2 separate regions of the Homo sapiens genome follow, and region 2 is linked to region 1. A link is a loop called in an ENCODE intact Hi-C map of the cell type or tissue named here. Cell type or tissue: heart right ventricle. All regions are shown on one strand. Each heading gives the region's core, and the rest is flanking DNA. Links, peaks and the distances in the headings are about the cores only. Region 1 holds the start of LOC105373903 (a long non-coding RNA gene). Region 2 has its middle 70 kb from the start of ACSL3.

Region 1 (12,605 bases), core at 2,404-10,403:
AGGGATCACTTAAGGTTGTCAGTTGTACCATCTTTCTTGTTTCCCACTTTGCTAAGTAAGTGTTAATTTTCATGATTCCGCATCCATTTCTCACCATATGCACCGCCTTTGATTTAAATCTGCAGTTTGTTTCCATCCAAGCCCAGACCAGGTGGTGATGTACCTTATCTTCACCATCCCCTCCCCCACTCTTCTTTTTGTGACTTTTTAATTTGAGCTTTATCAGGATTTCGGCTTTTTTTTTTTTTTTTGGAGGCAGGGTCTCACTCTGTTGCCCAGGCTGGAGTGCGGTGGCGTGATCACGGCTCACTGCAGCCTGGACATCACAGGCTCAAGTGATCCTCCCACCTCATCCTCCCAGGTAGCTGGGACCACAGCAATTCCACTCCTAGCTATGTACCAAAGAGAATTGAAAAGAAATATTCACAGAAAAATTTGTACATGAATATTCATAGCAACGTTATTCATAATTACCAAAAAGTGGAAGCAGCTCAGATGCCCATCAGCCGATGAATAGGTAAACAAAATGTGGTACATTTACACAATGGAATCTTATTCAGTCATAAAAAGGAATGAGGGACTCATCATGCTGCAACATGGATGAACCTTGAAAACATGAGGAGCCTCAGGACCGATGCTTCTGCTTCCTACCAAGACTCACCTGGTTCTCCAGCTCCCACACAGCCTTCCGAGTCAATACTGCCTGGCCTTAGTCTCTGAAAAATAAATATTTGATAAAATATTGGTACTGGATTCATGTGCTGCTCCTGGAGAAATTTACCTGCAATGTGAAATTCTGTAGGCATCATGGTACAGTGGGATGGTGTGATGGTGAGTCAGGGAGGAAGATAAGGAAACCTGAGTGCAATAGTTTGGATGTTTGATCTCTCCAAATCTCATGTTGAAATTTGATTCCCAGTGTTGGAGGTGGGGTCTAATGGGAGGTGTTTGGGTCATGGGGCAGATCCCTCATGAATAGATGATTGCCCTCCCTGTGTGTGGGCGGGGCAGTGAGTGAGTTCTCACTCTATTCGTTCTCACCAGAGCTGGTTGTTAAAATGAGCCTGGTGCCTGCCCCATCTCTTGCTTCCTCTCTGGCCATGTGGTTTCCACACACACCAGCTCCCCTTCACCTTCCGCTATGAGTGGGGAAGCTCCGTAAAATCCTCACCAGAAGTAGATGCTGGCACCATGCTTCTTATACAGCCTGCAGAACCATCAGCCAAATAAACCTCTTTTCTTTCTTTTTTTTTTCTTATTGTTTTTTGAGACAGATCTTGCTCTGTCACCCAGGCTGGAGTGCAGTGGCACAATCTTGGCTCACTGCAACCTCTGCCTCCTGGGGTTCAAGTGATTCTCATGCCTCAGCCACTCAAGTAGCTGGGATTACAGGCATGTGCCACCATGCCTGGCTAATTTTTGTATTTTTAGTGGAGATGGAGTTTCACCATGTTGGCCAGACTGGTCTTGAACTCCTGGCTTCAAGTGATCCACCTGTCTCGGCCTCCCAAAGTGCTAGGATTACAGGTGTAAGCCACTGTGCCAGGCCAACCTCTTTTCTTTATAAATTACCCAGCCTCAGATATTCCTTTACAGCAACACAAAAACAGACCAAGATACTGAGTATCTGCAGAACTGTCACTACTAAGCTGGGTGGCCTTGGCCAAATCACTCAACTGCTCTAGGTCTCATTTTCCTGAAACACAAGAGAATGAGTCTACATGCACATTTCTTAATATTGTTGGCATCAAGGACAGCTTTGAAAATCTGATGAAATAAATCTATAGACTCATCTGCTCAGAAAAATGCATATTGTGCCTAAATATTGAAACCACCTTTGCAAAATTGTGACTGAGACAGTGAAAGAGGTCCAATTTAAACGACTCCATCTTGCCTCTAACCTCCAAGCTGTCCTTGTTCATTCCTGGACATAAGCTGAACTAATTTTGGGAGGAACTTAGTTTATAGTTTAAAACAAAGAGAGGATAATAGCCCTTTCCCGTAACAAACTTCCTTCTTGCCTGGGGACTAAACTACTAACATTCGCCACAAGATTAGAAATTATGGTTTACTAGTCACATAGCTGGGCACTACAAGATTCTGACCCTCCCTAAACTGCTCCTAAGATCAGTTTAGGGATGTTTTGCAGACTCTACCCTTGATGTATCAACCAGCACCACCCAGATCAAGAAACCAACCCATCTGACCTTGTGACCCCCCCACCCAGGAAATGACTCAGCACAAGAAGACAGGGACGCCCCATGATTTCACCTTTGACCCAACCAATCAGCACTCCCCAACTCACTGCCCCTCCCCTCCCACCAAATTGTCTTTAAAAACTTTGATCCCCAAATGTTGGGGGAGATTGATTTGAGTAATAATAAAACTCCAGTCTCCTGCTCAGCCGGCTCTGCATTAATTATCCTTTCTCTATTGTGATTCCCGTCTTGAGAAATCGGCTCTGTGTAGGCAGTGGGTAAGGTGAACCCATTGGGCGGTATTTTTTGTATATCTGAAAGGGACAAAACTATGAAAATATAGGTGACAAACATTACTCATCTTTTCACATTCTGAAGAAGATACTGTATTTGCTCTACTTTCCTCAGGATCTTTGTTAAACAGATCAGGAACTTGTAGAGAGGAGAACTGGACGTAACAAGAGAGGCTGGATTGATTTACCTAAGAAAGGTCAGGGCGCTGATGTAGAAGGTAAGAATAGATCTGGGGTAGATAAAATGGACTTCATCAAAATTACAAAAGTGAAAAACAACCCATGGAAAGAGAGAAAATATTCACACGTCATTTATCTGACAACGGACTTGTGTCCAGACTATGTGAAGAGCTCTTACTAACTCAACAATTAAAAGACAAATAACTAAATTTAAAAATAGGCAAAGAATTTGAAAAGACATATCCCCAGTGAAGGTAGCCAAAAAGCTCATGAAAAGATATTCAGTCTCATTAGTCTGATTTGCCGTTAGGGAAATGCAAATCAAAACCCACAATGAGATACCACTTTACATCAACTAGGATGGCTAGTATAAAAAAGATAGACAATAACAAGTGTTGGTAAGAATGTAGAGAATTAGAACCCTCACACATTGCTAGTGGGAATGTAAAAGTGATTCAGCTACCCTGGAAAATAATTTGTCAGTTCCTGAAAAAGCTAAACATGACCTAGCAATTCCACTCCTAGCTATGTACCAAAGAGAACTGAAAAGAAATATTCACAGAAACATTTGTACATGAATATTCATAGCAATGTTATTCATAATTACCAAAAAGTGGAAGCAGCTCAGATGCCCATCAGCCGAGGAATGGGTAAACAAAATGTGGTACATTTACACAATGGAATCTTATTCAGTCATAAAAAGGAATGAGGGACTCATATCATGCTGCAACATGGATGAACCTTGAAAACATGATGCTAAAGGAAAGAAGCCAAGCATAAAAGGTTGTATTATTTCATTTATGTAAAATGCCAAGAACAGGGAAATCTATAGAGACAGACAGTAGATTAGTGGTTGCCTGAGGCTGGAAGGATGGAACAATGGGGATGCACTGCTAATGGGCACAGGTTTCTTTATGGGGTGATGAAAACGTTCTGGAATTGGTGATGGTTGCACAGTCTTGTGACTATACTAAAAATCACTGATTTGTAGCCTTTGAAAAGTTAAATTTTAAGGTACATAAATTATATCTCAACAAAAAGAATAGATTTGGGGGCACAGAGGAGAGAGGAAATGAAGATGACAAGGTCCCAGCATAAAGAGTTTTGGGAAGAATGAGAAAAGGCAGCTCAAGATATCTCTGCCTTGATGTGTGAAATGTGGGAGAGATGGGTGGGTAAAGAGGATTTTTAGGAAGCTTGATGTATATTTGGAAGATATTCCCACCTCCTTTCGTTACTTATTCTAGAAACTCCAGAAATTACATAGTTTAAAAAGGATTGTGGAATTGGATGTGTGAGTTTGTGGAATGTGATATTGAACTGGGACTTCCTTGGCTTACACATTCATTCAGTCAGCAAATGTTTATTGAGCATCTACTGAACGTCAGGTCCTGTTCTGTGAACCGTGGGATGCAGCGGTGAATAGGACAGAATGAAGTGTTACCCTCCTGGAACTCATAGTCACGGTGCGGAGCTCTGGCACAGACTTGATGACAAAAGTGAATACATGAGAATTTCAGGTGGTGACAAGTGCTACTAATAAAAAGAAGGTTGAGAAAACCAATAATGAATGACAAGATTCTGAGGGCTACATTTGGGGGAGTTCATGGGTACTTAAAGCCTATAGATTTAGAGACCTTAGATTTAGAATCTTGGATGAGACAATCTCTAAATATCCCTTTTATCTAGAAAAAAAACCCCTGTAACTCATGGATCAGACATGAAAGATGTAAAAGTGACATCTCCAAATTAAAAATAGCTAATATAAAATGTGAGTAATTTGAAAACTGCCAATTTGGAATTTATGCTAATGTAAAGAGGGGCTGGGCTGAGATTTAGTTTTATATTTATCCATAAAAAAGATTTGGCAAAATAAACAATGTTAAAGTCCAACCGCTTAACTAACTCCCTCAGTCAACTCACAGGCATTTCCTGAGGGTCTCCTGTGTCCAAGGAACTGAGATGACACCAAGAGGAGGCACTTGGCAGATGCTAAAACTGGAAGGACCTTGGGTGATGATGTAATAACGACTTCAATCCCTTCACTGTGCAGAGGAGGAAACTGATATTCAGAAGCCCAAGGGATGTGGCCAAGTTTCCACAGTTTGCTAATCACAGAGCTGGGATTACAGTTCAGGTGCCCTAATTCCAGGTTCAGTCAGAAGCATTAATTTGGAAATAATTGTCATGTTAATGGAAGATTGTCTATTTACTAAACCAAGGACCTAGCATCCCCTCTGAAACAGCATATTACTTCTAATTTCTGCTTCTACCCATTAATAATAATGAAACAGTATTTTGTTCATTTTTCCCCCTATTTATTCAGGTTCTTTATGAAACAATACATCACTTCTTAATTCTATTTTATCAGTTAGCAGTAATGATTGGCTGATTTTTTTCTTGCATTCAGCATGATATTCAGAAGCATTAGGAGTAGGAACATCATTTAGATACAGCCCCTGACTTCAAAAAGCTAAAAATCCAGAAGAGAAAATAAGACATGTTCACACATCATTATAATGTAGGGTAGATCTTGATGCCACCATGAGAGAGCCACCATTGACACCAGGTTCCCGAGGAGCCAGGTCACCTCTGCTTGGGTGAAGGGGAAAGCAGGAAAATGTATTCTGACTTTACAAAGCTTTAGAGAAATAAAGTCTGGAGTTCATTAAAAACTGTTCAAATCTTTGGGCAAGGAAAAGCATATAAGCTGCAAGGGAAAAATAAGCAATTTCCTTAAAGCCCCCCAAACAATCATTGTTTAACCACAAGGCACATTTTTTAAATTGGATACTGAGATTTTTAGAAGACTTAAGCAATACTCTGGGCAAATATCTATAACTGCACTCAAGTTGACATCCATTACACCTACACTTAGACTAATGTTAAAACACTTTAAAAAATTCAGTTCCCTCTAAACTGATACCTTTTGCTGTCATGGTTTCAGTTGCAGCTATAATTGTGTAAGGATCTGCTGAAATGACAGCGTTACATGTTTTTAATGAGGCTTGATGGTTTGTGATAGAATAAATACTTCAACATAAAACCAAATTCAATTTTATTAAGTTATAACTTACATACAGTAAAGTGAGGGGGTTTTTTTGGTTTTGATTTTGGTTTTTTGTTTGTTTTAAGACAGGATCTCACTCTGTGACCCAGGCTGGAGTGCAGAGGTATGGTCACAGCTCCCTGCAGCCTCAGGCATCTGGGCTCAAGTGATCCTCCTGCCTCAGCCTCATGAGTAGCTGGAACCACAGACACACACACACACACATGCCTGGCAATTTTTTACAGAGATAGAGTCTATGTTGCCCAGGCTGGTCTTTTTCTTTTTCTACTTCTTTTTCTTTTTTTTTTTTTTTTTTTTTGAGACAGAGTCTCACTCTGTCACCCAGGCTGGAGTGCGGTGGCACGATCTCGGCTCACTGCAACCTCCACCTCCTGGGTTCAAGTGGTTCTCCTGCCTCAGCTTCCTGAGTAGCTGGGATTGCAGGCGCACACCACCATGCCAGGCTAATTTTTGTATTTTTAGTACAGACTGTCTTGAACTCCTTAGACCTGGGCTGAGTAGCTCACACCTATAGTCCCAGCCTCCCAAAGCGCTGGGATTACAGATATGAGTTACTTAGCCCAGCTCTAAGTGTGTTTTGATGAATGGAACACTTTCTGTTGTGATCCTCACAGTTAGCTATTAGCACACTAAAGAGCTGCAAAACTGAACAGAGAGAAGCTGTCTAGGAATCAGTAATAATAGAAACCAAACATTTCAGCACATCCTGTGTGCTCAGGCAGTAGAGTTTGCTATTTACATGAATAACCTCAACTACTTCTTTCATTCCTACAGAAAAGGCACTTTTATAATCCCTACTTTACAGATGGAGAACCTCCAGCTTGGAGAGAAGTTTCTTGGCCAGGGTCACACATCCAGGAAGCGGCTTCCAAACTGGACTCTCCCTGAGCCAGCTCTACTAACTTGGGGGAGAATTTCGTCCCTTTCTTGCCTCTGTCACTAACTGGTTTTGTGATTTGGGGAAATGGATTCATCCTGGAGAAGGCTGGACTAACCCTCTGGTCCCCAGATGCCTCTAGTTCTCTTCCAGATCCCCACCATCCTGGTTCACAAGTGGAAATAAAACATTCTGACCAGTAGTAGCCCCAGGGCTGAAAGTCTCAGACAAACAGCTCTGGAAGTTAAAGAAACAAGCAGAAATGCCACATATGCTGGGACATAGCCCAGATTGCTCCCACGCAAACTCTTCCTTCTTTTTCCCACCCTGAGCAGCTGGCACAGTGGCCAGTACAATGCCATCGAGCAAAGTTCAGGAGGCTAAAGAAACACATGGTGAGGAAGTACATTCGGCCCCAGGCCAGCAGAACAATGTGGCCTCTATCTTCTGTTCTGGCTTCTCTGGTCTTGTCACATCTTCACAAACCATGAACAAAGAGATTTGAGTTGGCTGAGCCACCCTCGTTCTCCTGGCTTACATCACATCACCCCATTCGCTTCCTCCTCCCGCCACCCCCTCTCAGCAATGAAAGTCGACCATTGTCAGGTACGCTCAGAGGAAAGTGTATAATGAGAATGGGGAGCTGGGAATAATAAGGATGCTTATTCTCTGCAGCAGGAGAGTGAGTCTGGAGCCCTAGTTCCAAATTCTGACTCTGCTACCAAATGGCTGTACGGATTGGGGCGCTGAGATTTAAATCTCAATTTCTGCATTTGGAAGATGAGATTAATAATAACTTCAGAATGCTTCTGTGAAAACCAAGAGAGAGAGAATGCACATAAATGCCATAAGTAAATCCCAGAGTATGGCTTCCTGGCATATTTGACTTGACAGCACTGTGAGGAAAGGATTAGATTTGCACAGTGATTTGGGTAAACAGGTAAAGAGGCCCAGAGGGAGTTTTCACTGCTCTGGGACTCTGGTAGCCCTAGAGACTCCTGCTACTCCAGTCCTCTCTTGCTAACCCCCAGGATTGAGGGGTCAAAAATTCATCGCACTTGCAACATCTGTGTGTCAAGGCACACCTCTTCAGGGGCTCCATTATAAACTGTCTTACAAAAGTATGAATTGAATGGAATGATCACATTGATGTGAGTAAATCATTTTACCTCCCTTCACTCAATACTGCCTAATCACTGAGACCACGATATCATTTGTAAAAATAACCCAATGGCATATTCGGACCAATGGTGAGAGTAGGGATGCTTTTGGTTGCAAACATCAGAAAACCAGATTGATCTTGGCTATATTGCTCTTGCATAACAGGGACACCTAAGTTAGTTACTGGTGTTTGTTTGGGATATATCGATGCCAGGGTTTTGGACTGTTGTCTTCATAACTCCTTTGGAATTGCCCTCATGGTTTGCTAAGATGACCACAGACAGCTCCAAAATGATATCATCACACTGTTCAAAAGCAGGATGCAGAATCTTTCTCCTTGTGCACTAACCTCCCATCAGGCAGGAGGAAACATCTAGAAGCCCCTAAGCAGACTCCCTTATATCTCATTGGCCAAAACTAGGTCACATGGGCATTCTTGGCTGAGAGGAAGACAGAGAAAGCAAGTATCCAACTCGTTTAATGGGACACCAGCTGGGGGGATGGGAGGGGGTTTTCTGAGGAGTCAATTACTAGTGTTTGACTAAAGCTATGCAAAGTATTTCTGTTATAACTTAAAAAGAAAAGTCTCATTTCCAGATATTATCCAAACAAACTGACTTCCTATTATTCAAGTATATAAACAAAATTTTAAAAACCAGAGGATCTGCAGTTTCTACAACACCTGCCAACCCTCTACAGACATTTGGCAGCTTGGCCTATAACAGTTTGCTCAGATTTCTTAAAATAGGAATTCCCACTTTCCCCCAGGAAAGTTCCAGGATTCTTTCAAATGTCTCAGGTCTTAAGTCCAAGTTTCCTTTAAATTGCCTTTTCGCCCTAGTGCTTCGACAGTAATCTCACACTGATCACGTCATATAGAGGCTTCTACTACATTTATATCTCAACATCTTCTTGGAAGATAGTCTTTAAAATATGAAGTAGTATTTTTTGTTATTTTAAAGTATAAAATGTCAATATTAAAACCAATAAAAATATTAAAATATATTTTAACATCATCATGGGCATGGATGAATCAATCAAACAGTCCTAGCTTATAATGAAAACCAGCAGTCTTCTGCCTCACCTTCCAATCCTGCTTCCAGCGTCAGTAATTTTCAACTCCTTTTGCTTTTTCTATATGTCTACATTGCATGCTTAAACTGCTGCTTCTTCACTTTTTAATTTTAGACCTCATCTGTTAGCACTCTCCCATGCAACAGGAGGATTTGACTCCCTCGCATTCTTGCACCTATTTTTCTCCTCCACCCATCATCTCCATGTAGTTATGTCACTTTCTTTTTTTAATAAATGTTCCTTTTTACATTACATTCTGTTCTTGTTTTACTGTTGTAAAATTTTATCTTTCCAAAAATATCAATGACCATTTTCTGAAGTTTTCTCCTGCTATCTTCATCTCTCCCATGTTCCTTGTTTGGTATATTCTCTCCTGTTGAAGCCTTTCTTGAAATGTCTGGTGATTCCTGGATGTCCATTACTGTCACTAAAAGCTGAGTGGCAGCTCTGTGTGAAAAGACTGTTGGTGGGCTTCACTATGGTGTGGCAGATGGGGACCTACAGAAATTGGAACCTGGCAGGTCTTCCCTCTTCTGTTGGTCAGTTTCCCCAGAGAGGAACTCACCAGTCTCCCATTGGAGGAATATAAAAGTGGCTGCCTAGGATCATGGGAACCTAGTGTGGGAAGGGGACTAAGGAATTTACCATCTAATAGGAAGTTCCACTGAATCTGCTTTAAGGGCACTTCACCACCCCCATCCCCTTGGTTGAGCCTGGTGTCCCAGAGCTCAGAGGTTCCCTAAAATTTCCAAGAGCAAAGCTCCGGTGCCTATCCAGGTAGAGGGTGACTATGCTCCAGGAACTAGGGCAGGAAATCTGAGAGCCTGACTGCTACTTCAAGGGACTTCCCATTCCTCTCTCTGGATTTTCCCTCCACCCTCAACCTTCAGTTAGGTGGTGCCTTCCATAGCTCAGCTTCTCCCAGGTTCTGCAGTGGGAATCAGCTTACTCCTTACCGGACTTTCCCCTTCAATTCTCTCTGGCATTAAGTTTCTGCCTGTTCTGCTCTGCCAGGTCAGTTTCCACTTGTCCTTCTGTTTTCCATTTTGCAAAATAGTGTTGACATCACTTTCTCCTCTTACTCATCTCCTGTTCTCTTTGGGACTTTCTTACTTTTGACCATTTTTATTCCTTTATTTACGGAGTTTCGGGAAGGAATAAATATTAGTGCAGGCACTCAATTTATGATGTTTAACTGAAAGTAATGAATGTTTAACTTTAGGTGTCTAATTTTAGCTCAGCATATGCCCACCTACCTCTGTGTGTGTGTGTGTGTGTGTGTGTGTGTGTGTGTGTGTATTTAGAGAGTCAAGGCAAAAATTTTTATGTCTTAGGTTAAAGAAAGACTACACTTTCCAGATTTCTTGCAGCTTGCTGCCATGTGGCTAAGTTTAGGCCAATATAATGAAAGTGGAAGTGGTGTGTGCCACTTCTGAGCCTTGGCCTTAACATACAACTCAGTGCTTCTCTGGTCCTTTCCTTCCGTTTTCCCTGTGGGCTGCAATGTGGATGTGGTAGCAGCCAGCTTCAGCTCAACAAAGACAACACCCTAGGGGCTGGTGAACAGCAGGATGGAAAGGACTTGGGTCTCTAAATGAACACGTGAAGCAGAGCCACCCACCATCCTGGACCATTCGCCTCCAGACTATTAGGTAAGAAAGAAATCAGCTTCTTGGTCAGGCCTCTGTAATTTGAGGTTGTTTTGCAGCTGAGCCTGTGCTTTCATGCAACCCTGTTCAATGGCTCCCAAAGTGAGTCTATGGATAAGCTGCATTTCGATTGCCTGGGGCGATTAAAATATTTACCAATCCCAGATGCCACTCTCAGAGATGTTGATTCACTCAGTCTGGGATACAGTGCAGAAATCCTTTCTTTTTTTAACTACCTAGATTTTTCTGATACATTGCCAAGATTATGAAGCACTGACCTTGTCCAATTTACTGAAACATGTGTTCTTTACATTCCCATGTTTTTCTCCCTCCCCATTCATTTTCTCTCCGTTTCCATATTCTCTTCCTGACTCCTTTGCTAAAAGTCAAATGTAAATGTTATTGTAGCAGACAGTTTTGTTTTTCCAGAATCGTTTCACCCTGATTTTCCTTTGGGGAACCCCTTATTTTCTTTTTCTTTTTTTTTTTTTTTTTTTTGAGACGGGGTCTCGCTCTGTCGCCCAGGCTGGAGTGCACTGGCGCAGTCTCAGCTCACTGCAAGCTCCGCCTCCCGGGTTCACGCCATTCTCCTGCCTCAACCTCCAGAGTAGCTGGGACTGCAAGTGCCCACCACCACGCCCGGCTAATTTTTTGTATTGTTGGTAGAGACGGGGTTTCACCGTGTTAGCCAGGATGGTCTCGATCTCCTGACCTTGTGATCCGCCCACCTCGGCCTCCCAAAGTGCTAGGATTGCAGGCATGAGCCACCGCGCCCGGCCGGGGAACCCCTTATTTTCTATACTCAGTCTACATGGTTCAGACAAACCAGCCATCTGCATCGTACCCCTAGCTCTTGAGAGCACACTGAACTGCACAACATAGACCAGGGCAATCAGCATATTCCAACCTCTTGACCGTACTGATGGTTCATAGATGGATAAGTCAGTTTAATGAGACCCAGTCCTAGGGAAAATAAAAGCTATTCTTCCCCAGAGAATGCTGACCCGGTGGGATGTGTGCCTGCAGCTGCTGGTAGCTATCTTACCACCATAAAAGGAGTCTAAGAGTGAAGTCCACACAGTGGAGACAGGAGAGGAGAGACGGTGCAAGACTGCATTCTGATGATAGCATTTGTTTTTTTTTTATTTTTGGTTTTTTGGAGACTGAGTTTTGCTCATCACCCAGGCTGGAGTGCAATGGCATGATCTCAGCTCACTGCAACCTCTGCCTCCTGGGTTCAAGCGATTCTCCTGCCTCAGCCTCCCAAGTAGCTGAGATTACAGGTGTGTGCCACTACACTTGGCTAATTTTTTGTATTTTTAGTAGCGACCAGGTTTCACCATTTTGACCAGACTGGTCTCGAACTCCTGACCTCAGGTGATCCGCCTGCCTCAGCCTCCCAAAGTGCTGGCATTACAGGTGTGAGCCACCGCACCCAGCCCTGATGATAGCATTTGAGTATCTGGATCTGTGCCTAAATCCCTAGACTTTTCAGCATGTAACTCAATTTTTTTTTTAAGGAGGAGAGTGTCCTGACTATTAAGCATATATACATATTAGTATATTTATAATGTTATATTATTTTATTATAATTATATATGCATATATAGCTTATATATAATATAGGTTTATATATACTTATACATCTATACATACACACATTATAATTATAAAATTAACTGTCAAGTTCAAAAACAACACGTTTCTAAGTAAATGAACAGGTAACATTTTAAAGATATTTTCAAAAAGAATAATCATAGATCAACATATCTAATATATCACTCACCTGTTTTAAATAGTATTTAGGCCCAGGTGTGGTGATTCACACCTGTAATCCCAGTCCTTAGGGAAGCCAAGAAGGGAAGATTGCTCGAGGCCAGGAGTTTGAGACCAGCTTGAGCCACATAGCCAGACCCTGTCTCTACAAAAATTTTTAAAAAGTAGGCAGGTGTGGTGGTATGTGTCTGTAGCCTCACCTACTCCAGAGGCTGAAGCAGGAGGATTTCTCGAGCCCAGGGGTTCAAGGTTTCAGTGAGCTATGATCATGCCACTGTACTCCAGCCTGGGCAACACTGTGGGACCCTGTCTCTGAATAAATATATC
Region 2 (12,605 bases), core at 3,177-11,176, 56 kb before region 1:
AAAAATACAATATAAAATTTTTTTAAATGGAACATCTATTTAGGGCAGCTCCATTATAATCTTACGGGACCACATTGTATATAGATGCAGTTCATCTTTGAGCAAAACATCATGATTTGACACATGATTTACTTTAAAGCAAGTAAATGACTGATATAGTAATAGGCAGAAAGTTGGTCATTGAATGGCTAGAGCTTTTCCTAAAAAAAAAAAAAAAAAAAAATACAAGGCCAAGAACTGGCTTTTAAATTTTTCAAATACTTTCTTTCAGAAACAATAATAGGGCAATTCTTTGCCAAAGGCAGACGGCATCAAGTTCAAAAGGAATAAAGACTTAATGGCTATGCCCCCTAGAGTCAAAGAAGATAAGCTGCAGGAAAGATTATTTTGGGGGAGGAGGAAGTTTAGGGGAAAGATAGTGACCCTTTTACATTTATTATGGTAGCATTATCTTCAGCAAATAAATGTCATCTGCATTTATTTGCTGAGGGTTCAGAGACCCTGGCAGCAGTCACAGAAATCCGTTCTAACAAGATTAAACATTCTCAAAAATAATTTCTCAAGTGTGGAACCTAGGCGGTCTTCCCCTTAACATTAGGTATAGGTTCTGCTTGTCGGGCTCCTGTTTTTCATCTTTTACTGTAGGAAAAAAATTCCAAAATTTCTTTGACACATGAAGAGCAGATTTGAAAAGCTGCAGTTCATCTGAAGTGTTTTAGGTACAGCAGAGGAGGCACCCTGGGGCCTGATTATTGGGTATTGTGGGAGCAGCTCATCGTCTCTCTGGCTCAGCAGGCTCACACCACTGCCTGTCAGTGCCCAGGATGACAACTCACTGCAAAGAGCCAAGGGCCCCCTCCTGGGAACAGTCAGCTCCCGGAGGCTTGGGTCTGTTTCTTCTGCAGCTGGACATTCACATCCAGTACAGTGTTTACAACAGAGATAGCACTCAATAAATATTTGTTGAGTGATGAACAAATGTATGCATGTCAGCTCTTGGGCAGCAGCCTGGAATCACTTCTGAGGTTTTTGGTTCAGGATCTATACTGACTTTTCCAGGATGTCCTTTGATCGCTGGGTGTTGACTTCTGCAGTGCAAATGTGGTAAATGAGTCCTTCCTCAGAGCAATTCTCAGGCATGAGGAGGTACAGCAGGCCGCTGTGAGGAAGTTTTAGCTGTGAACATCATGCCTTTCTGTTCCTGGGACTGGCCACAGTTCCAAGAAACATCTTAGGCAGTTTTCCAACATGGCGAGGTTGATGTCTTCACTGTCATTTCATTTATGGTGCAAAAGAAAAGTAGCCAGGACATCACCCTGAGACTGAGACCTTTGGAGCCACAGAGGGATATTTTCTGGAGACAGGAAGGCTCTCTAGAGTCATTGTCAAAAGGCAGTTTGTTATTATAAGTTCTTGTCAAAGATTGCCTAGAATTTGTACGTTATACATAACCCAGAAAAGAAAACACAACATCCAGTTTGTATCAAACAAAGGGCAGCTAAAAACTGGCTTTTCATTTGTCAGAGTGCTAAGTATCCTGTGGATTTATCCTCAGAACAAAGTTCTGCTTATACTGCAAATATTTATTCTAGTAACAATGAGTACAGCAGGATATAGGGCCGTAGAATAGTTTGCACAGTGGAACTTTATTTGAAGAAGTGGGGCATGTCCAGGTAAAGTTTGCATATGATAGCAGATTTTCCAATCACGTATTTCCCTTTCCCTCTGGACAAGGTGACATTTGGGGGGAAGTGTGGTAAAATTTGGGACAGGCAAGGTTGCCTTTTAATCTTTAATGAAGGTGCCTTGAAAATGGCCTAATTCTGGTTGCTTGTAGGTATCACTGACTGACAGGTTTACAGAATGTCCCACAGATATACTATGCCCCTGACAGCCCAGGAGACAGGGATGTTCCTAAGCCCCAAATATCAAGAGTGAAGGCTGCTCTTTGGATACGTGCTAATGCAATCCTAAAACAGGGGGAAAAGAAAAAGGAAAAGAAGAAAAGGGGGAATGTGGAAGCAAGAAAAAATAAAATTAGCTGGGCGTGGTGGCGTGTGCCTGTAATCCCAGCTACTTGGGAGACTGAGGCAGGAGAATCTCTTGAACCTGGGAGGCAGAGGTTGCAGTGAGATGAGATTGCACCACTGCACTCCAGCCTGGGTGAAAAAGTGAGACTCTGTCTCAAAAAACAAAAACAGACAAAAATAAAAAACATAAGAAAGAGAAAGAATGAGGAGCACTTAGAAAAGGAAGCGGAGTTCATTAGTTCATTGGGGAGGGGAATAAAGGCTTATGGAGGAAAGTGTCAGCAGCTGAGGTCCAAATAGCACAAAAAAAGAATTTGGCAGGGAAAGGGGGCACTCAGACAGCATTGTGTTTGGTGTTTGGGTACTTTGTAATGGAAAAGCAGGCTGTAGCCTGAGGCCCAAGATCAGGTCAGGCTAGGGAACAAAGGCAGCATGTAATGGGTATGGTGAGTCAGCATGAACCCAAATCTAGATTGACAGTAGAGGTCAAATTCAGGGAAGAAGGCAAATGACCCCAAAGACCCAGATATGTCTTCTGGAAAAAGACAGCTTGGTCCAATGCAAAGACCCAGATGCAGAAACATTGCAATAGTGTCAAACGTGAGCCAGCATGGACAGCAAAGACGATCCCCTGCTACCGCAGTCTGAGTCTGTTCAGAGAGGAGACAGTGGCCAAACTGACTTGATCCCAAACCAGCCTCTGTCGTGGCAGGCACAGTCATTGAGTTGTGAATATGATGGAAAACACTCAAAGACTCACCAAAGTAGAGAAATATGGGGATCTCCAGCAGATAACTCCTGGCAAGGTAGAAGAGAGGCAAAATAATGTTGAGTAAGACAGACGTGTCCCTGCTCCACCATATGCCAGCTGCGTGGGCTTGTCCAGTTCCCTTCTCCTCTCCAATCCTCTCCTTCTTTACCTGAAAAACGTGATCATTTGGGGGCTCATCTTTGGCCAGCATGCACTGGAACAACAGCCACCGTGCTTGTTTATAGCTGGTGTTCAATCTGACTAGTCAGTGCTCAAACATACCACTTGTTAAATGTTTCTAGTTTCAATCACTCTGGTGATAATAATGTCCACTTCGTGGAGTTCATTTGAGGACTCTAAGTAATATGCATAAAGCATGCTGCACATTGCCTGACACTTAGATAGTAGCCGTTATTATTTTATTAAAATAGTTATCAATGTTGCTAACTGTTGTGAACTAAATTGTGTCCTTCCCCCACCCCCTGTCAAATTCATATGTTGAAGCCCTAATCCCTGATTTGACTATACAGGTGCTCCTAATTTTTAGATGTGGTTACGCTCTAATAAAACCATTGTAAGTTGAAAATGTAAGTCAAAAGTGCATTTAATACACCTAATCTACTGTACGTCATAGCTTAGCCTAACCAATCTTAAACCTGCTCAGGATACTTTCATTATCCTACTGTTGGGTGAATCATCTAACACAAAGCCTATTTTATAATAGTGTCGAATATCTCATGCAATGTATTAAATACTGTCCTGAAGGTGAAAAACAGAATGGGTGTATGGGCACTCGAAGTATGGTCTCTATTGAATTTGGATCTTTCCCACCACATGAGGTTAAAAAATCATAAGTCAAACCATTGTAAGTTGGAGACCTTCTGTATCTGGAGATAGGGTCTTAAGGAGGTAATTAAGGTTAAATGAGGTCACAAGAGTCAGGCTCTGATCTGATAGAATTAGTGTCCTTATAAAAAGAGACCCCAGCTGGGCATGGTGGCTCATGCCTGTAATCTCAGCACTTTGGGAGGCCAAGGCTGGCGGATCACGAGGTCAGGAGATCAAGACCATCCTGACTAACATGGTGAAACCCCGTCTGTAATAAAAATACAAAAAATTAGCCAGGCGTGGTGGCGGGCGCCTGTAGTCCCAGCTACTCGGGAGGCTGAGGCAGGAAAATGGTGTGAACCTGGGAGGCGGAGCTTGCAGTGAGCCAAGATCGTGCCACTGCACTCCAGCCTGGGCAACAGAGTGAGACTCCGTCTCAAAAAAAAAACAAGAAGAGACCCCAGAGAGCTCTATCTCTATCCTCTCATGCACACAGGAAATGCCAGGTCCACGTGAGGACAGGATGAGAAGGCGGTGGTCTGCAAGCCAGGAGGAAAGGCCTCACCAGAAACCGGCCCTGCTGGCACGTTGATCTCGAACTTCTGGCCTCCAGACCTGTGAGAAAATAAATCTGTTGTTTAAGACATCCAGTCTATGGTATTTTCTCATAGCAGCCCAAGCTGACTAAAACACTGATTGATTTACATTTGTAGACAAAAGACCTTGTAGGTGCTGCTGGCAAAATAATAGACTTTTTTGTGCCCCACAATTTAGACTTGGAAATACTCTGAATAAGATTTTATTTTATTCTGCCTCACTTAAGCAGAGATGGAGTGTGTCTTCTGACCTATGGATAAAAGGCAGGACAATCACATAAAGAATTCTGCAGGGGTCAGAATATCTAGGAGGGAGCCTCGTGACCTTACATAATCCACATCATGACCTCACCTTTCTCCTTGGGAACAACAGGATGGTCTGTCACCAGGTGGCAAATCTTGTTTTGTTTCTGTGGAGCTCAAAATAACATGTCGGAATATACTTATGTACATTAGGTTGGTGCAAAAGTAATTGTGGTTTTTGCAATTACTTTTAATGGCAAAAACCGCAATTACTTTTGCACAACCCAATAACATATCTCTGGAAGTAAACACAAGAAACTGGTAATAAACTGTCTTCAGAGGGAGAATTGAGGATAAACATGGCATTTTTTTTTTACAATGTTTCTGCACTTTATGCTTTAAGGGAAATATTTCTTCATTTAAAAAAAAAACTGGTTTACAGTATTTCTTTTTATACCTCTTGAATTTTGATTGACCATGCTCAGACATAACATTTTAGTGAAGAAGGAGGAGGAGGAGGGTAGAGCATCTTTATTTTGGAAATAAAGAGAAAATGATGGCTTCCAGAAAGTGACATAGCAATTTTTATCACGGGTTTGCGTTTTGGGATTCTTAACCACTAACAGGGAATCTTGTTTTTGGAAGAGCAATAGATTTAAAAGGAAGAGAATAACAGTTACTTCTCTGCACCATGGATGACCTGCTGTCCTGCCCAGACCCCACAAAGCTCCACTGTCCTCCTAATCCTTCAAACATCCTCACGCCATCTTCATTGACTTGACGTGTTCTGTCGAAATACTCATTTCTTTTTTGCATTTGCATGTCTCTGGGGAGACTTGTGCTGAATCCACACATTCTCTGCTCTAAGACAGACAGATCTGGACTGGAAAGGCGAGGAGAGACTGTGACTAGCCGGAAGAATCTTCCGGTCAAAGCCAAGGTCCAGCTTTCCAGCTATTGATTGGTGTGCTGTGAGAGGCCAGTGGGTTAGTCTGCGGGGAAGGAGCAAGAGCTTAGAAACTCCTCTTTTCAGACTAACTTAGGATGGTGTTTGGCCTCGATCCTAATACTTGTCAGACAGGGCCTGTGATGAATTAAATGAATGCCCAAGGAAGCCGTGAACATTAGGAAATTGTGTTTAATCCGCTGCAACTGTTAAAGACTTGGCAAATGTTTCCACGGACACACAGTTGGGAGCACACAGCGTCCAGGCTCCGTGTCCCTGTCAGTGGCAGTGGTTTTGTTCTGTACACTTCAGCTTGAATGAGGCAACCAGCTAAGGCACCGAGTGTCCTACTTACAATGAGGAAGGAAGGGCTTGGGCCTGAAGAAAGACAGAGGACGGCCCCCACCAAGGGCTGGCTGTGTTTGTCTCATTTCCTTCAAATCCTGTCCCTGAGTAGAAGTATTCATGAGGAAATTCCTCATCTCTGTTTTTATATTTAACATATTAAAATAGAAGTATGGACGAGGAACAAAAAAGCAACATACTTTCAAATACCACTTGTAAGGAAATACTTCTGAAGTTAATTTCAGGGGCACTTTTTTTAGTGGGAAAACATGACCTTTCAATTTTACGAAATGGAAGATAGGATGAAACTAGAATTCTCTAAGACTGACTTTGAAATTAAAATATGGTGAACTTCATTAGTTTCGAATAAATTGTGCTAATTTAACTTCTTTAAGAAAACATCAGATTAGAAATGTTAAAGAAATATAGTTTGGGGTTTTTTGCTTTTGAATATATCTAGGGGTAGTAAGTAAACATTTTCTTTCTTCTTCACATGACTAGATAAATGAGAGTAGATTATTTCTAAGTAAAGTTTTTCTTTTAAAGTTCTAAAACATTTGTTTTCCAAATGATTTGAGCAAGGTCAAAAAATATAGCTTCCTTATATTCCTATTAAATGGTTTGATTTTCCTCAAGACCCCACCCTACTGGGGACACTTAGGTGGGGGAAGCTGGAGGTGGAGATGGAGTGTATTTATTCACTGGGGCTGCCACAGCGAAGTACCGCACACTGGGAGTCTTAAACAACAGATTTTTATTTTCTCATAGTTCTGGATGCTAGAAGCCCAAGGTCAATGTATCAACAGGTCTGGTTTCTCCTGAGGCCTCTCACCTTGACTTGCACGTGGCTGCCTTCTCGCTATGTCCCCACACGATCTCTCCTCTGCATCCACACATCCCTGCTATTTCTTTCTGTGGCTGAATTTCCTCTTCTCATAAGGACACCAGTCAGATTGGATAAAAGCCCACCCTAAAGATCTCATTTTCACTTAATCACGTCTTTAAAGGCCCTATCTCTAAATATAGTCACATTCTTTTTTTTTTTTTTTTTTTTTTTTTGGGATGGAGCCTTTCTCTGTGTCCTAGGCTGGAGTGCAATGGCACGATCTCGGCTCACTGCAGCCTCCGCCTCCTGAGTTCAAGTGATTCTCCTACCTCAGCCTCCCGAGTAGTTGCGATTACAGACTTGCACCACCACACCAGGCTAATTTCTGTATTTTTAGTAGAGACGGGGTTTCACCATGTTGACCAGGCTAGTCTCAAACTCCTGACCTCAGGTGATCCTTCCTCCTCGGCCTCCCAAAGTGCTGGGATTACAGGCAGGAGCCACCGCACCTGGCCTAAATATAGTCACCTTCTGAGGTAGCTTGGCATATGAATTTTTCAGAGGACACAGCTTGGGCCACAGCAGGGGAAACAGCTAAGACTCAGACCAGTTTATTCCAATTCTATTATTTAAACAGTTCCTGTAGACAAATGCTGGGTCCCTCAAGGTCTCTTCCTCTTCTCCTTCTGCCTGCTCCTCTCCAACATGGCCTCTGGGGTTACTGGGGTGTATGTGGTTTATACCAGGGGTCCCCAACCCCTGGGCCTTGGACAAGACTGGTCCATGGCCTGTTAGGAACTGGGCTGCACAGCAGAAGGTGAACGATGGGCAAGTGAGCATTACCTTCTGAGCTCTGCTCCTGTCAGATCGGTGCCAGCACTAGATTCTCATAGGAGGCCAACACTATTGTGAACTGTGCACATCAGGGATCTAGGTTGTGTGCTCCTTATGAGAGTCTAATGCCTGATGAACTGGAGCAAGTTTCATCCTGAAGCCATTCCCCTGCCACCGTCTGTGGAAAAATTGTTTTCCATGAAACCAGTCCCTGTTGCCTAAAAGCTGGGGGACCGCTGGTTTACAGGACCGTGGGTTGAATGATGACCCATGCTTGTCTGCTGGATCCACACTGATCTCCACAGAGGGACTGGTCTCCTTCCTGGTCTGCTTGAGAGCTGAGATGTTCCTGATCCCATGGCTTTGAGGAAGATCCGCTGGTTCCTCTAGCTGGCACCTGTGGTGCTGGTATCCCTGGTCTTGGGATCCCCATCTGCTGACCCAGGCCCCTGCTGGTCCACTGCACACTCAGAACGGCCACGACCTCCCTTCCAAGCATACGAGGAGGTCTCATTCCTGTGTGTGCCAGGTTTTGGGGAAAAGGACCACTGCTTCAGGCTTACCTAGCCCCTGGCTTCTCACGGCACCTGCCCACCATCATCTCATGCCGAGTTACACAGTCCCAACTTACAGACCTGCAGCTTCAGTTCTCCTGGGGGCCTGAGATGCTCTGGTTCCCCCAGATCTAGCTGAGTCCTTCTCTCTCTCTTTCTCCTGTCACTCATCACACACATACACACACACACACACACACACACACACACACACACGCATGCACACACAGTGGCCCTCAGGCAGAAGCAGGTAGAAATCTTTGTTTGAACTTCTCTGCTTTCCCTTTTGCTCTCTTCTTCTACTTGCCAGATGTGGGTTTCACTTTCCCTTCATCATATCCTCCTAGCCATAAAAAGTGGAAAACAATGACATATTGGTTTTTAAAAGTTTTAAAAGTGAAAGGACTTCTTTTTTATTTTTAAGAAAGAAACTCCATTGTCCAGGCTTAGTTCTTGATACATAACTTTAATAACTAAGTTAGTAATCCTTGCTCTCACTCCTACACCCTCTCTCGAGTCTGACAGTCAAGCCTATGGTGTTGTTGCATTTGATGCAGTTTTTTTAATTTGAGTCAAATCTGAGAAGTAACTGAGTTGCTCTACTGAATATTTGCCTTTTACCTAAAGTCCTGAAATGTCTTGTTTCAGTGGGTGAGAAGCCCACGGGAAATAAAGTTTCTAGGAGATGAATTCATACTTCACAAGAGTATCTTCCTTACATTCATTTGTGAAGTCCATGTGTATATCCCAACTGGAACAGGATTCTGAGCTCTGACTGGTGCTTTTGCAATTGCATCCCTGCTTTAAAATGCTCCAGTGATGCGGCCTTTGACGGGTTACTTAAACTTTTGAAGCCTAATCTTCATCTGTAACATAGGGAAAATAATACCATACCAATAAAATTATTGCGACGATTACATAAAATAATGCTTGCAAGTCCCAGATACCTTGTCAGCATTCTATAAATATGAATAATTATTATGGAAAACAGCTACTCCACTGAACATGGTGGCTCACGCCTGTAATCCCAACTCTTTGGGAGGCCAAGGCTGGAGGATCACTTGAGCCCGTTGAGCCCAGGGGTTCGAGATCTCACCATGTTGCCTGGGAAACATAAGGAGATCCTGTCTCTACACATTTTGTTTTTTTACGAATTAGCCAGGCATGTGGTTCTTGCCCGTGGTCCCAGCTACTTGGGAGGCTGAGGGTGATATGGGAGGATCTCTTGAGCCCAGGTGATCAAAGCTGCAGTGAGCTGTGATTGTGCCATTGCACTCCAGCCTGGGTAATAGAGTGAGACCCTGTCTCAAAAAAAAAAAAAAAAAAAAAACAAAGAAAAGAAAAGAAAAAAAAAATCCCAGCTACTCAAAGCTCTTGCTTCTTAGGAGAGTTTAGAAGATGCAGCTGCGATTGGTAGCGCCTTGAAACAACTGTTCTGGCTCTCTTCCAGCAGCTTCCTAGAGGCTCAGGAATTGGAATTCTTGGTCACCCAAGCAGAGTTCGCCTCTGTTTACTGAGGTCCCCATGTGAATAAATGGAACAAAGTAATCTAGTCAAGGAACATGAGGGAGTGCCACACTATGAAGCCTGAGGCTAAATAACTGGGATGTGATCCTGTGGGGAAAGAATGTGACGCTGGATGGTGGGAAGTCAGGGGGGTTTCACGTCAGACATCAGGCACCTGATTGAGGCCGAAGGTTAGTGACAGCATGGGTTAGAATCTCCTGCCCACGGCCGGGCGCAGTGGCCCACGCCTGTAATTCCAGCACTTTGGGAGGCCGAGGCGGGCGGATCACCAGGTCAGGAGGTTGAGACCATCCTGACTAACACAGTGAAACCCCGTCTCTACTAAAAATGCAAAAAATTAGCCGGGCGTGGTGGCGGGCGCCTGTAGTCCCAGCTACTTGGCAGGCTGAGGCAGGAGAATGGAATGGGCCCAGGAGGTGGAGCTTGCAGTGAGCCGAGATCATGCCACTGCACTCCAGCCTGGGCCACAGAGCGAGACTCTGTCTCAAAAAAAAAAAAAAAAAGAATCCTAGAATCTCCTGCCCACTTCTGAGTCCTCTTGGCTGAGCCTTGCTGCCGAGCGAGCATTAGGATGTCATACACATCACACAGGGTCAGTGTCCTTCCTTATGAGAAGGTAAAGGGGCTCCTGCCAGCTTCATAGCAGGTTTTCAGCCCCAGCCAGGCCTACTTGTCTGGATTCTAGACATTCTGGATTCATTTCAGAGGATGAGAGAAAGCTCAGCTGAATTTAGGGAATCTCGGGAGCAACAGGGCTAGTGACCCACGTCCATGAATATGATATGAGGAGCATCTTGAACCCCTAGGAGAATTGAAGCTGCAGGTTTGTAAGTTGGGGCAAACACAGCCCCAGCATTAACTTTATTGAGGATTAATTTATAGACATTGCAGTGGGGCTTGACAAATTGATACATCTCTTAATCACCACCACAGTCAAGATATAGAAACTTTCTATCATCCCAAAAAGTCCTGACTCTTGTTTGAGAGCCCATCTGTCTACCTGTGCTCCTTCAAAACCATAGCTTTAATTGCCATACCATATAACTCATCCATTTAAAGTGTGTAATTCTGTGGTTTTTAGTATGTTCACAGAGCTGTGCCACCATCATCACAATCAATTTTAGGACATCTTAATCATCCCCCAGAGAAACCCATTACCAGTCATTCTCCATTTCCAGACAACTCCCTTCTCCTTCTCTCCTCCCCAGCCCCTGGCAACCACTAACCTACTGTTTATCTCTAAAGATTTTGCCTATTCTGGGCATCTCATAAAAATGGAATCTTACAATCTGTGACATTTTGTGTCTGGCTTCTTTCACTTAGCATTATGTTTTAGAAGTTTGTTCATGTTGTAGTATGTATCAGAACTTCATTCCATTTTATGGCTGAATAAGATTCCATGGCATGGATATATCACCATTGTCTATCCATAAATCAGTTGATAAATATCTGAATTGCTTCCATCCTTGAGCTATTATGAATAATGCTGCTGTGAACATTTGTGTACAAGTTTCGTGTAGACATATGTGTTCATTTCTCTTGGGTATATACCTAGGAACGGAATTGCCGGGTCATATGGTAACTTCGTGTTCAACATTTTGAGGACCTACTAGATTATTTTCCGTAATGACTGCACCATTTTTGTTTTCCCAACAGCAGTGTATGAGGTTTCCAATTTCCCCACATTCTGGCTAACACGTCTTTATGATCATAGCCATCCTAGTGGATGTGAAGTGGTATCATATGGAAAGGAGGAATGTTGGAACCAATGACCGAAATTATGAAAATTGAGGTAAACAATGTCCCGGGACATTATTTCACTAACATAACGTTGCTAATAATGAGAAAGAAGGAACTAAGAGCAGCAAAAGAGCAAACAATCCTCTCCCTGAATAAAGGAGAAATATTTGAATGTGCCAAAAGAGCTACAGAAAACCAGAACATGTCATCCTCCTCAAACTAGGAGATATTTGCTTAATTAATTTCAGTCAATGCCCTGGATCACTTTGCTTCCTGTTAGTTTAGTCATAAAATGAAACAGGGTACAAAATGTCCTGAAGACTATGTTATACAAATTAAGTGCTTATCTAAGCAGTAAGAATCCATGGCTTTCAAACATTTTTTACCCTTACTCACAGTAAGAAATATATTTTACATCAAAATCTGGAACAGGCCGGGTGCGGTGGCTCACACCTGTAATCCCAGCACTTTGGGAGGCTGAGGCTGGCAGATCACTGGATGTCAGGAGTTTGAGATCTGCCTGGCCAACATGGTGAAACCCCGTCTCTACTAAAAATACAAAAATTAGCCGACATGGTGGTGCACACCTGTAATCCCAGCTACTTGGGAGGCTGAGGCATGAGAATCGCTTCAGCCCGGGAGGTGGATGTTGCAGTAAGCTGAGATCACACCACTGCACTCCAGTCTGGGCAATGGAGTGAGACTCCATTTAAAAAAAAAAATCTGGAAAACACACACATACACACATACACACACACACATGTACACACATACATACACACAGTAATAGAAGTTTTACATTAATTACCTCTACTACAGGGAATGCACTCTGATTTTTTCTTTCTAACCTATTTTATTTTACTATCTTTCTCATTTTTAAAAAATGCTGTTACAGACCCACTATGTTGATTTCATGACTCATTAATGGGTTGCAGTTCACAGTTTGAAAAATATTTATTAAATGGCCTGATGTGCAATGTCCTAATTTCTGAGGCCACACCTGCCTCTGCTGTTGCTGAGAAATCTCGGACCTTGGTCCAATGGAAGCTTTATTCAGCTCAAGCCTACAATAAAAGCTTCTGGAATGTGAACTGGACTTCCCAGCTATGTTTCCAGAGGTTTTCTCCCATCTCCTAGGGGGATGTGGTTTCTAACCCTCCTCTAAATTGCCTGGGAAACCATGGCTCTTGGCAAATCAGGATGGCGTCCTCAGGATAACTGACACCTCCACTCACCCATGTTCTGTTGGTGTTGTTGCCTTTGGACACTACCAAGGTACCAGGATGGGGTCCACCTCCACTTGTGGTCAGAGTTGGCTTGAGCTCTGTCTCCATTCTACTAGACTGGGCTCCCTTCTGGTTCTACAGCTGACCCTGGCATCCCTG

Evidence for each region. A loop is a pair of places that touch in the nucleus more often than their neighbours do. Peaks named below come from ENCODE experiments on the same cell type or tissue, not always from the same donor. Only the 100,000 strongest peaks of a DNase experiment are listed, where the experiment ranks them.
Region 2: a loop joins it to region 1, with 2.5 times the contacts of the local background. A loop is called at or near these places in 5 of 110 quality-filtered maps.

Annotation. Positions count from the first base shown.
Region 1 is chr2:222,728,588-222,741,192 of GRCh38, reverse strand. LOC105373903 (a long non-coding RNA gene) reads right to left here and starts at 1,230. Exons shown (of 4, transcript XR_001739904.2): 1 at 662-1,230. RefSeq lists a silencer at 6,809-7,103 and an enhancer at 10,417-10,536. In heart right ventricle, for the core only: no CTCF peak of the experiment used is centred there; DNase peaks (open chromatin) are centred at 4,684 and 7,032; H3K27ac peaks cover 1,005 bases.
Region 2 is chr2:222,785,232-222,797,836 of GRCh38, reverse strand. No RefSeq gene overlaps it. Among named protein-coding and RNA genes, the nearest start is that of ACSL3, 70 kb to the left of the region's middle. RefSeq lists enhancers at 1,429-2,351, 2,352-3,274. In heart right ventricle, for the core only: no CTCF peak of the experiment used is centred there; DNase peaks (open chromatin) are centred at 5,726 and 8,057; H3K4me3 peaks cover 970 bases; H3K27ac peaks cover 3,664 bases.